Linked DNA regions of Homo sapiens: region 2 is linked to region 1. A link is a contact called in ENCODE Hi-C or POLR2A ChIA-PET data. All regions are on one chromosome and are shown on one strand. Each heading gives the region's core, a stretch centred on a gene start or an enhancer-like site at or near the end of the contact. The rest is flanking DNA. Distances are from core to core; before and after follow the strand shown.

Region 1 (6,734 bases), core at 1,116-3,615:
GTTATGAGGCATCTCAGTCATGGCAGGCAAAGACCCTTTTCACTCAGAAACATAAGGCATGAGAAGGAACTTGACAGCATTGTGGAAAGCAGTGAGCTGTCAGTCGGAAAGGATAATCAGTTACCTTCTGGGATCTGCCCTCAACTAACTGCTTTGACTTGGGTAAGCCAGTAAACTGCTCCCTGCTTTGGGGCCCTAATTCATGAAAGAAGATGGCTACAGAAATGGGATTCCAATACTGTTTATGTTCTCCTTTTGTTTTTTTTCATGTGATTTTCTTTGTAAATGTCTATAATTAGTTTTCCAGAATGACAGTTAATCTGAATGAGTTGGCTTCTGCTCCAGTTGTCAATGGGAAGACATAGAAACTATCAGTTTTAGAAGTTAGGCAATATTTGAATATGTTGTCTTAAAGACACTTTTTTCAACACATGAGAATGATTTATTGAGAAGGAGTTAAGATGTGACTGAGTTGGGTGACAACTTTGGGTTGTTGCCCCAGAGCTCAAGGGTGTGCCTGTGAGAGTCCTCAACTGGCATGATGGAGAAAGCTTTGGCTGTCAGATGGAAGACATCAGTCTTGGCCCTAGAACTTGCTACTGATGAGACTCAGGACAAGGTCTGAGACTCTCTAGACTCCAGTCTCTTTCCTTACAAAATAATGCTTGATCTAGATTCTTTTCAATCTTCTCTCCAGCTCTAGCAGTCGACTATCTCTTGTAAACTATGTATGTAAGAGTGGTTATGTGTGTGATTTGTGAGCAACACTTTGTTTAAAGTTGCAAGCTCTCTTAGTTTTCACAATAATAACAATGTCTGACAGTTTCTCATTCTGCAAACAACAGCTTCTTGGTTTGTTTAGTGCAACACAGAATTGTGAAAAGCTCACAGGCTTTGAAAGCAGAGATACCCAGGCCCAAGTCTACCACTGACTGTCACGTCTTAACTGTGTGGTTCTTAGCATGTCACTTTTAATGTCAAAGTCTTATTTACCTCCTCCATAAATTGGACATTCTCATATCATGGGTGTGTGTTCTTTTTTGTTGTGATAAGTGATTGGCACAGGTTTGTCACATGGTGACATGTTTAATAAGTAGTAGGTTTTATAATGTTTTCAGGCTTAATAAAGGCATTTGGTTTATTAATCAAAGATTAATGAACAATGCTGTCACTTTTTGGTTTATTCTACAACAAAAATAAGCTAACAACTTTTCTTTCTTTCTTTCTCTTCTTTCTCTTTCTTTTTTTTTTTTTTTTTTTTTTTGTTAAGCAGGGTCTCACTCTGTCACCCAGGCTAGACTGCAGTGGTGCAATCCTAGCTCATTGCAACCTTGAACTCCTACGGTCAAATGAGCCTCCCACCTCAGCCTTCTGAGTAGCTAGGACTACAAGTGTGTACTACTATGCCAGGCTAATTTAAAAAAAATTGTAGAGATGACATCTTGCTATATTGCCCAGGCTGGTCTAAAACTCATGGCCTGAAGGGATCCTCTCACCTCAGCCTCCCCAAATGTGGGGATTACAGGCATGAGCCACCATCCCCAGTGAGTAACAACTTCTTGGTGTTGGAGAAAAACAAATACACAAACTCTGTGGGCTCACTTTCTTCATTTATAAAATTAAGGATGCCCCAGATGATTCCTAAGGCCTCTCTATAATTTTTTGTCTGGCTCATAAACTGGATCTGGATATAATTCCAAAGTAATTCAAGTAAATACATTCCAGAATGGGGTTTTAAGTAATAACAGCATCATTGCAATAAATTTAAGCATGATTACTTTAGAGGACAATACTCTTTTAGATGTGTGATTCAAGTCAGGTTATTTTAATATTAATAATATGTATTTAATGCCTACCTTGCTACAGTCCAGCAAGTGTTTTTGTTACATTTTGTAGCCACACCTTAGACCTGTGGGAAGAACAGGAAAGAACAGCAGGAAGAGATGGAGACAATATGAGGTAGAAGGTCAGGATAAAAGCAAGGTGACCTGGCAAGGCTGGCTCTGTCTTCCCCCTGGTTGGACAATGACTTGCTTGCATTGTGTGCCTTACTTTACTCAATAAATATATTCCTGAAAGTAGCTTCAAAACATTTGCAGATTGAATCATGTTTTCGGTGTAACACAGGCATGTTCTATTGAAACCACTCCCATGGTAAAACTTTTTGTAAAAAGAGACATTATTCTCTAATTCTAAATCTACATTGGATTTTCTTAAAGGAAAGTTCAACTGTAATTATTTTCCTGGAGAGGAAAAGTGATGTCAAGCCACCCTGATGAGAGCCTGGTGTGGGAACAGCTTGTCTGGCCTCTTGGGATCTCTGGGGAAAGTAGACGGAGATGAGGAATAGACACGTATTCCAGAACTGGACTTCGAATGGGCCTTTGGCCAAACTTGGCCCAATTTCTCAACAGAGAGAAAGCACTGACCCAAGCTGAAGACTGATTCACAGCCAACCTGCTTTGGACACGTTGTCCTCTGCCAGGCAAGCCAGCGCCCTATCCCTGAGGCACTTGCTGGCCAGGGGAAGGAAATGCTGGGAGAGGAAGCCTTGCTCTTTCCCCCTTTGCTGCATAGTTCCAGCTTTTGTGCAGCTCTCATGTTTGGGGATAGGGGAGGAAGGGAGAAGACTGGGAAGTGGGAGGAGGGGGACAAGGCCACCCATGAAGATGCAGGGAAAGCCAGCAAAGGCCAGGAGGGAGTCATTGCAGAAGAAGAGAATAATGTGAATGAACTTGGGGACAAAGGGGAAATAAGGAAGGGGTTCAGGGAAACCTCACAAACTAGATGGAAAAGAAAGAGGAAGGGGAAATTCCCAGGATAGAAAGTAAACCAGGAAGAGACGAAGAGGAGGGCTTCTCCAGGTGTGACCCACACCCCAAATTCAAACATTCTTGATTTAGAAAAATGTCCTGTGATTCATTCTCCAATGGGAAGTCCACTGTGTAGAAATTTTCTTTAACAATTTCTTCTTGACATGCTCCTGGAATTATAAGGAATTTGGGCATGAGAGCTCCTTTTCCAAAAAGATTCATGAGAGGACTTCTTCCTCGGTGCTGACTGCATTTGGAAGAGCAGTTGAATTAGGAATGGCTTGCAAAAATGTTAGTAGGGATGGAAGAGAGTGTTGGAGACGAGGAGTGATTAATATTCAAAATTCAGGTTTGTGTTCAATTTTGAAGTCACTGTTTTAGTTTTGATATCAATGTAAGGAGTGTAAGACCTGTGTAAATGGGATATCAGGTTAAAAAATCCAGCCTGCTCCATCCTGAGGAGAGCACAAATACATGGGACTCACAGATAATTCAAATGTTGACTTCACTACTCCAGCTGTCAAAGCAGTTCTGAGCGAGAACAAGACTGTTTGTAGGAACTCTAGTTCTTTTGCATTACCTGTCTTCCTGGAGGTAGAATCATCAGGAAGAAGAAACCAAGAGGAGCAGAATCAGATGGGTGAAGTAACCCGTGCATTATGTAAACAATCTTTGGCCCATAACCTAGGGTGAGCCAACATATTAATATTTAACTACTAACTCACAGGATCAACCAATCAGATTTGGCCCTGGACATAGCCCCAATCAGCCCTGGAGATAACATTCCCATGGCAACACTAATGCATTCTTCACTGAATGGTTGGCAACACTAATGCACTTACTCATTTAAGATTCTTTGTTTAATGTATGTCTTCCCCTCCAGACTGTAAGCCTATTGAAGGGTTTCCCTAGCATGTTGTGGGTGCTCAATAAATAACTATTGTCTGACGGCAAATACCACACCCCTGAGCCATATGGAAGACATCTCCCCTCATGGTGTTGTGGCTAATTCAGAAGTGGCATAGAGTCATGAAAAAGTGCTTCACATCAGGACAGCAGCTCAGCTCCTGACCTGGTTCTGCTTTTCTCTCACTGTGTGACTTTGGACAAGTCATCTCCTCTCCCTCTACCTCTGACTCCTTTGCTATGAAATGACAGGATTGGATTTGATGATCTCTGAGGCCGATTTCAGCTCTAATACTCAGTGGTTCAGCACACCCATAAAGTGCACAGCAGAGGTTTGTTTGTGACCAAAACAGAATGTTAGGAACTGAAAAAACTGCCAAAGACCACTTTAGAGGAAAAGTGGAAACAAGGTTTTGTGTGAAATATGCTTGGCTTGCACAATGCAAGTGATTCTTTTGTGAGAGCGGAAGGCCATAGGGTGTGATTACTTTATCTGCCACTAAGCTTCCTGGGCAGCCCAGGCCAAGCTAAAGATACCTATCACTCTTGTTCAAGGTCCGTTTCCTACTGAGTTGTCACACTGTTGAATTATTGTTGAGTTGAAGTCCAAAAGGGGAAATATTTTGCAATCTAGAGTTGGACCCTGGAGCTATACAACTATGATTACTGATACAGATTTTCCCAGAAAATCTCAGTGCACCGAGGTCATACCAAGGAGCCCTCATACTTCTGTATGCTACTGTCAGCTTACTCTGCTGGTGGTGCTGAAGTTCCGTGAACATTTTCCCCAATGAGCAAGTAAAAACATTTCATTTTGCCTCTTCCTGAACCATTTTTTTAAAAGTTTTTATATGGAATAAATCTTTACATTAAAAAAGATACACAATAGCATTTACTTTTAAAAATAAAATTTAAAATATGATGTGTATATTTAAGGTATACAACATTATGTTATGGGATACATATAGATAGTAAAAAGGTTACTATAATAAAACAAATATATTCAGCATCTCACAGAGTTATCCCCATTGCCCTGCCCCTTTGTTTGGTAAGAGCAGCTAAAATCTACTCATTTAACAGGACTCCTAAATGCATAAAATTTTATTAATTACAGTCCTCCTGTACATTAGAGCTCTAGGCTTATTCATTCTAATATATGCTACTTGATAACCTCTGACCTACATCTTCCCATTTGTTCCCCTTTTCCCTAACCCCTGGTAACTACTGTTTTATTCTCTGTGTTTGTATATTTGACTTTAATTTTGGTTTAGATTCTACATACAAGTGATATCATAAAATGTTTTTCTTTCTATGCCTGGCTTACTTCATCTAGTGTAATATCCTCCAGTTCCATCCAAGTTGTGGCAAATGGCAGGATTTCCTTTTTTAAGGCTGAATAACATTCTATTGGATGGATAGCTAGATGATGATAGATAGATAGATAGATAGATAGATAGATAGATAGATAGATAAAGAGTGTCCTGTGTACTGAGTCAGAGGACACATATATCTGTTTCTTTATCCATTTGTCCATTGATGGACACTTAGGTTGTTCCCATATCTTGACTATTGTGAATAATGCTGCAACAAACATGGGTGTGCAGATATCTTTATGAGGTGGTGATTTCATCTCCTTGGGTATATAATCAGAAGAGGGATTACTATGTTAAATGGTCATTCTATTTTTAATCAATTTTTTTGAGACAGGGTTTCACTTCATTGCTCAGGCTGGAGTGCAGTGGCATGATCATGGCTACTGTAGCCTCAACCTCCCATGCTCAAGTCATCCTCCCACCTCAGCCTCCCAAGTAGCTAAGACTACAGACATGTGCCACCATGCTGGGCTAATTTTTTAGTTTTTTGTAGAGATGTGAACTCACCATGTGGCTTAGGTTTTTCTTAATTTGTCTAGGAACCTCCATATTGTTTTCCATAATGCTTGCGCCAATCTACATTTCCACCAACAATGTACAATTTTTCCCTTTTCTCCACACCCTTGCTGACATTTTTTATCTCTTGACTTTTATGATTATCATCCTAATGGACATGAGGTGAAATAAGCTTTTAAAAAAACCTTTTTTTATGTAGCTCTGTTTAAAAAGCACTTTAGGAAGAAGGACATATTTGTCTGCACAAAAAGAGTATCCTGTGTACTGAGTCAAAGGATGACAAGCCCATAGCTCCTTGAATCTTAACACAGATGCTACTATGACTATTAGCTTTTAAACTCCTGCCATCCTCAGAGAGCCTATGATAGTGATGAAGAAAGAATTATATAACATGACGGGTTCAAAGATCCCAGGACAGGTATCAAAACCCCAGCTTCCAAACCAGTTGCGTGTATTCCTCTGAGCAAATCCCGGCCTCTCTGAGCCACTGTTGACTCCCATGTGAACCGTTCATCCAGGTGCCCAGAAGCTCTGCGTTCTGTGGAGCCTTAGAAGTCCAGGTGGGAGGCAGGTGGAAAGAGAGAAGGACCAAGAGACAGACGGGGGTTCCGTGTCCCTGGAGCCAGAGCTCTACTTTTGTCTTTTATACGTGTCCGAGGTCTGCTAAAATGTCACTGAAGAAAAGATTATGCTGTCTATAAAGAGTTTGAAAGCACAGGATTAGATGACCCCTAAAGACACTCTTAGTTCTTTAAAAAAAAAAAAAAAAGTCCTCTGGGTTCATGTTCACATAAACTCACAAGCTTAGGTACACACACACAAACACACACTCTCATGCTTACACACACCCTCCACTATAAAAACAAACAAGATTGATTAACATTTCATGAATCGTGCTGAAAAGTTAATTCAGATGTCCTTCTCTCTGAATGCTCTGCTGTCCTCTGCAGGTCCCCAGGTCCTGCTGGGAGTTGGGGAAGCACTGCATGTGACCAAGTCTTCAGCTGAAAATCAAATCAGTTAGAGCTAAGTGAAGCTTAGAGCTCATCTGTCCCCTGCTTAACTGTATATATGATGAATGCAAGGCCTGGAAAGGGGAGTGACTTACCCAAGGTTATATAACTAG
Region 2 (6,988 bases), core at 295-2,794, 53 kb before region 1:
TTATTTTTTATATCTGGAATATATTGTGAGACTTAGAACAGATGGCTATAATCCCAAAGCATATATATGCATTATAGTTTTTAGGAGCTAAAAACTATAATTAAAAATGATTGTATGCACACACAGTGCTGAAAGATTTTTAAAACAGAAAAGCTTCATATAAAATGTGGACTTTCTCAGCCATCCTGTTACTTGATGCTCTGTAGACATGCTCTGGGTGAGAGGATCATACCTCACAGTGGGATCGGGACACCCCAAAGGGAGATTGTCTTGTAGTTGGATCAGTTCGGCCTAGTCCACACTTGGAACTCTCCCCTGCTGGTTTCAGTTACGGTAGACTGGAATTGGCACATTACCCAGAGGCGGAAGGGAAGTTACAGTGTCTGTGGATATGTATAGTGGTGCCTCACACACTAGATTTCATGTCAGACAAAGCAAGTTGAAATCTGCAATCTGCTTTTTATTAGCTTTGTGACCTTGGGCAAGTTAATCTCTTTAATCCCCGGTAACACTGTGGGGTTATTTTGAGGTTTAAATGAACCCACGACGGCCACTTCACTAACTCCCTAATTTTCTTATTACTCATCAGGTCCCCATGTTCTCTCATCCTTCCTTTCATGGCTTAATTAATTCATGGCTTAATTAATGGTTGGCTCCATCTTCACAAGCACCCTCAAAGCTCTCTTGTTTCTCTCCCTCCATTGTACTTGCCTGGAAACCCCCAGCCTAAGATGGATCCACCAAGCTACTCTTCTGGGAGAGAAATCATTCATACCAACAGGATCACAAAACACACTTTTCCACCTGCATCTGCCTTGTGCTCACAGTGCCGTTTGACCCAGTCGGCCACCATCTTCTTGGCTTCTTAACACCACCACCACTTCTTAACACTTCTTGGCTTCTTAACACCACTCTGAGATATACTTTCAAGTTCTTTGCTTTATTGTTTAAATTAAAAATAGAGGGGTTTTTTTTCTTGTTCAAAGGGTTGCAATAATAATTTTTCTAGAAGCCGGACACGATGATTTTACTGAAGAGACTCCAACCCTGCCTCTAATCAGAGGACCTAAATAATCACTGCAAATCCTGAAGCCCTAGAGCTGTGTTCCCTGAACACCTAAAGACAGAGGAGGTGAGGCCAGCAGTCTCCTTAACTCTCTGGGTCAGCCTCAGAGATGGCCATCAGCTGATTCCTCTTTTTTATTCCTTAAGGGTTGAGAGTTGAAGAGAGAAGTCAATTGATGCCACCACTGAGTTTTAGGACTTCAAAAAGAAATGTATAAATAGCTGTTTGGTTTTCTTGCCATTTCCACCAAGGTCTAAGTGGGTGGGGGTGAGGCGGGGTGTTGATGGACAGGGAGCAGCCATGATTCATTGGCCTCTCCGTTTTGGGAGGGAAGCTCACTGGGCTATTGCTGGTGACTGCACTTTCACAAATGCTCCTCCGGTGCACTTTCCCTCTGTAAATGGCTGCCTTCACTTGGAGAGTTACCTTTTTTCAGTGTCTTTCACAGCTTTCGTAACTTCTAGCTCTAGGAAAGGGTATGAGAGAGTTCATGTCTTTGTCAGTTATCCTGGAGGAAAGCAAACCAGTCCTCAAAAATGAGTTACTCATCATGTGAATTCATTGGTTAAATAAAGGCTGAATAGTGGGAAGAGTTACTCATATACCGTAACAGACACTCACAGCCATCTGGCTGTCTGGCCTCCTCTTCATGCCCACATTACTCCTTACTCTAAATGAGGTTAATGGGAATTAATATATATGTATTAGGAAAAGGAGACATCCTTGGGGACCTGAGCTCCAGCTCATCAGTACAGTGCTCCTCTCTAGGTAGACAACAGGGTACTTGGGGAAACACTGAGTAATGGTTGAAAGATAAATTACATATAGGCTAGTCAATATCTTGCCAATTAAGCTTACTGTATTCCTGAATAGAACATTTCTGAGAAAAAGACTGGCATCTAAGCAGTTCAAATAGTTGCATTTTATTGTCCTATTTCATGGGGCAATTTCTTTCCACATTGACTTTCATACACATAGACAGTGGAAACAGCTTTTTAAATTTACAAATAAAATACTTCAAAATTGTATCTGTAGGACTGGCAGTCATTGAGAAGAAAAATCAGCCATCCCACAAGACAATGCTTGATAACAAGAGTCCCTAAAATGTGTGATGTGCTTGGTGAAATATTTCTATCCTACTCATTAGCGTATTTGAGCAGACTTTCTTGCATGCTGTCTCTCTCCTTCCTATCAATGCTATCTCTAGTCCATGCTATTAATTATTTACATAATGCCCATATTGTGAAATACATAGCATGCATTATGAACATCAGACAGTGCTTTTCTGTGGCTTGTATCACGGTATTCTATCAACCCACTACATAAACAACCTCTCTCATATGTAGACTGCATGATGGTCCTGATGAATTGATCTTGTTCAGATCCTGTGTACATATTACAGCAGTGTTTTATCACTACATAGATATACACACACACTCAATAGTCACTGGTGTTAAAATAAATATTGTGACTTTGCCTAGAGAATGGCCTCACTGAGTAACTGGCGGCATCAGATGGTCTTTATCAGTCATGCAGATAGGAGCGTGCCTGCTCGTAGCTTGGTTGTCTTGTTGTTTGGGGTGATTCTCCTTTTCATCTATCCCAGGGAAGGGTTCTGTTCTTCATCATAGCAAGCCCATGGGATGGTCTAATTCTCTGTGCACAGGAGAAATCTAAAAGCACCCTGTTGAATCAGTCAGTCCAGTTTCACTAAACGTTTTACTCAATTCAGTAGCATTTATTAACCACTTAGCAGTGTATTCTGAGCACTGTGGGAAATATAAAAGAATAATAATCCTTTAAAGAATGTAAGCTTGAATGGCTTAAGATCAAAATTGTTCTTTTTTAGCAGCTTTAAAGGGTTATAATCCACATATCATACAATTCACACATTTAAAGTGTACAATTCAATGGTGTTTAGTGTATTCAGAGTTGTACAACCATTATCAAAATCAAGCTTAGAATATTTCATTACCCATAAGAGAAATCTTGCAATTAGCAATCATTCTCCATCTTCCCCTCCTCAAACTTCCCAAACCCAGGCAACCATGAATCTACTTTCTGTCCTACGGATTTGCATAATCTGGACATTGCCTGTAAATGAGATTATACAATATGTGGTCAGTTGTGACTGGCTTCTTTCACTGGACATAAGGTTTTGTTCATTGATGATGTAGCATGTATCAGTATTTCATTCTGTGTTATTGCTGAACAACATTTCATTGCATAGATATACAACAAATTATCCATTCATCAGTTGATTGCCATTTTGGTTGTGTGCTGTTATGAACAATGTACATAAAACTTATGTTTTTATGTACATGTGTGTTTTCATTTTTCTTACATGTGTATTTAGGAGTAGAATTGCTGGGTTACATGGTAATTATATGTTTAACACTTTGAGGAACTGCCAGACTGTTTTCCAAAGTGGCTGCACTATTTTCATTATCATTAGCCATATACAAGGGCTCTAATTTCTCTACATCCTTGTCAACATTTGCTATTATTTATATTTTTATTTAATTATAGCCATTTCTGTGGATATGAAGTGTTATTTCATTGTGGTTTTGATTTGCATTTCTCTTATGACTAAGAATGTTGAGTGTCTTTTCACGTATTTAATGGCCATTTGTATATCACCTTTGAAGGGATGTCTGCTCAGATTCATTGCCCATTTTTCAACTGGGTTATTTTTTCTTTTTATTATTGAGTTGTAGGTGTTCTTTATATATTCTAAATACAAGCCCTTTTTCAGATATACGATTTGCAAATATTTTCTCTCATTGTGCGGGTTATCTTTTCACTTTCTTGATGATCTTCTTTGAAACAATAAAGTTTTAAATTTTTATGAAACTTAATTTGCCTTTTTTTGTCACTTGTGGTTTTAGTGTCTTAATTAAGAAGGTTTTGCCTAACCTCAAGTCATGAAGGTTCACTCCTATATCAAAGTCATCTATTCTTTGTTGATCTTCTTTCTAGTTTTTCTATCTATTTCTGAAAGTGGGGTGTATAAGTCTCCAATTATTACTTGTGAATTATCTATTTTTCCTTCTATCCATTCTGTCTATATTTGCTTTGTATATCTGGGGGCTCTGTTGTTAGGTGCACGTATGTTTAAAATTGTCACATCTTCCTGATGAATTGACCCTTTAAGTGTTGTAAAATGTTCTTATTTGTCCCTAGTGAAAATTTTTGTTTTAAAGTCTGTCTTCTCCAATATCAGCATAGCCACTCTAGCTTCTTATGGTTACTGATTGTATGATATATTATGATATATCTTTTTCATCCTTTTACTTTGCATCCTAAATATACACAAGACTTCCACAAAACAATCAGAAAATGACCAACAACCAATATGCATTAGTTAAGAGCAATTCTACTCCTAAGTATATACCCAACAGAGATATGTGCATATATTTAAAGAAACAACATGTACTAGAATGTTCATAAAAACAGCATTTGGTTTTTTTTTGTTGTTGTTGTTGTTTTGTTTTTTTTTTTTTGAGACGGAGTCTCGCTCTGTCGCCCAGGCTGGAGTGCAGTGGCGCGATCTCGGCTCACTGCAAGCTCCGCCTCCAGGGTTCACGCCATTCTGCTGCCTCAGCCTCCCGAGTAGCTGGGACTACAGGCGCCCGCCACCACGCCCGGCTAATTTTTTGTATTTTTAGTAGAGGCGGGGTTTCACTGTGTTAGCCAGGATGGTCTCGATCTCCTGACCTCATGATCCGCCCGCCTCTGCCTCCCAAAGTGCTGGGATTACAGGCGTGAGCCACCGCGCCCGGCCAAAAACAGCATTTGTAATAGCCTCAAACTGAAAACAACCCAAATGCCATCAGTAGCAGAATTAAGAAGTAATTTTTGGTATATTCACACAACAGAATATTATATTTTGAACAGAATGAGTTATATACAGTCACACACAATAATAAGACTGAATCTCACAAACATAATATTGAGTTAAAGAAAACCACAGAAAAATACATATGTATGAGTCCCTTCAGATAAAATATAAAAACAGATAAAATTAGCCTATGCTGTTAAAAATAAGAGTAGTGGTTACCCTTCTGGGGGATAGGTAGTAAAAGAGGGAGTGTTGGAGATACTTGTTACTCAGCTGTGTTTACTTTGTGAAAATTAGTTGATATATATACTTTTCTATACATATATGACTTCAACTAAAAAATTGTAAAGAGAGCTATAATTTAAATAAAATATGGAATTCCTTACATTTTCTTTAAAAAGCTAGCATATAGTGAAACCTGACAAAGATGGCACAAAACATTTTTGGCCAAGCCTGCTTATGACTACAGATACAAAACATTTTTAAAAAACACTAGCAAATCTAATCTAGCATCACGTTAAAGGATTAATGCTCTAGAAAACCATGAATGACTTAATACTAGAAAATCTAGAAATGTCATTGATTCCATCAATAGGCCAAAAGAGAGAAACTTTATGTTCACCTTAATAAATGTTAAAAGACATTTAACAAAATTCATCATCCATTTCTGATAGAAGTTAAACAAATTACATATAGAATAGTCTCTCAAAATGATTAAAAAATTATCTCAACCCAGTAGCTTACATCATATTTAAAAGCAAAACAATAGAGTGTTTTCCAAATTTATTTTGCCAAGGTACATAACTTAAATTATAATGTACTGAAGAGCTACCAGTAGGAGCTCATGACATATGTATAATACTATGTTAAGATGGGACTTTCCTGTTGACTCAGAGTTTCAGCTATGTCCCCCAAATCTGAGAACAAATACAAGAGTTGTTTAATATCTCCCCATCCTGCACCTCTTGGGTGGCACTAGACTGTCCATGCAGGACAGGCTAAGAAATTGTGAAACCCTCTGCCAGAATTGGCCCATCACTCCCCTCTAGGATATAAAAGAGAAGACAAAGAATTCATTGTAATTAAAGAGGTCTGTGTTGAGGTTTTTTTTTTCTTTTCTTTTCTTTTTAAAGAATGGCTAATGGGCCATGTATTTCACCCATGGAAGAAAAAGAGAGAGTCTTTGAAGTAGGGTTTTAAGAGTACTATTTGAAAAGCTTGACATGGGTCCCCTGGTTAGAGAGAGACAGGCCTGGTATCTGATTGATCCCTGAAAAGAGTAAAGGTAAGAGGCTATGACTGGCCAGGAGCTCCAAGATAACAAAGCCAAGGGAAGAAGTTGATTAGAAAAGCTTGACTTCCTCAGTTGGGAAGGGGAAAGAACGTGTAAATTTCCTATGGGCCAAATATTGGGTCCAAAGAATGAAGCTGGATTATATCATTTTGAGAGGAACTATGTTGGTCATATGTGACTCCTAACAGAGAGACAAACTCCTGGAATTCATGGTGCTAGTCATTAGCAGCCAGTAAGAGGAGCACTGCCTATGTGAAGGTAGCTGTATGTGAGAGATCCTAGCAATAGTCAAGGAGAATTACAGAGGAGAGGACCCTAAGGACCTCATAGGAACACCCCAAAAAAGAGTGCATCTTCATAAGGAGTCTGCTATATGCAGAGGGCATCTATTCTAGGTTACAACTGCACCAGCCAGGTAAGACTTTTCTGTCCTTTAGCTGTCCTCTCTATTCCTACTTTCCCCTAACTCCTAGCCTGTGCCCAACCTTGGAGATGGTTAAAACAATAGCTTGCAAATAGGTGAGTTGGTGGAGCCAGACATGGGAAAAGAAGTTGGCCAAAGTGCCTATTTCCACTGCAGGTTTCCAAACCACTGGGGAAGGAGACATGTGTATTAGGCCATTCTTGCATTGCCATAAAGAAATACCCGAGGCTGCGGTAATTTATACAGAAAAGAGGTTTAATAGGCTCATGGTTCTGTCAGCTGTACAGGGAGCTTTGTGACAGAACTTGCTCAGCTTCTGGGGAGGCCTCAGGGAGCTTTTACTCATGGAAGCCAAAGGGAAAG

Evidence for each region. A loop is a pair of places that touch in the nucleus more often than their neighbours do. ChIA-PET counts read pairs that join two places held with the same protein, here RNA polymerase II (POLR2A). Pooled maps may share reads with other maps.
Region 2: a loop to region 1 is called in a map of esophagus muscularis mucosa, with 12 times the contacts of the local background. The contact joins two enhancer-like sites. A Hi-C loop is called at or near these places in 4 of 168 maps with a recorded cell type or tissue (Caco-2, HCT116, esophagus muscularis mucosa and 1 more) and 1 of 50 pooled maps. POLR2A ChIA-PET finds 5 or more read pairs at or near these places in 2 of 52 experiments (AG04449 and activated T-cell).

What each region holds. Positions count from the first base shown.
Region 1 is chr18:22,486,351-22,493,084 of GRCh38, forward strand. No RefSeq gene overlaps it. Among named protein-coding and RNA genes, the nearest start is that of CTAGE1, 72 kb to the left of the region's middle. Within about 2 kb of position 2,366, at least 6 of the 41 ENCODE cell types and tissues checked have a DNase peak (open chromatin) inside an H3K27ac peak, as active enhancers do.
Region 2 is chr18:22,433,792-22,440,779 of GRCh38, forward strand. No RefSeq gene overlaps it. Among named protein-coding and RNA genes, the nearest start is that of CTAGE1, 19 kb to the left of the region's middle. Within about 2 kb of position 1,545, at least 2 of the 41 ENCODE cell types and tissues checked have a DNase peak (open chromatin) inside an H3K27ac peak, as active enhancers do.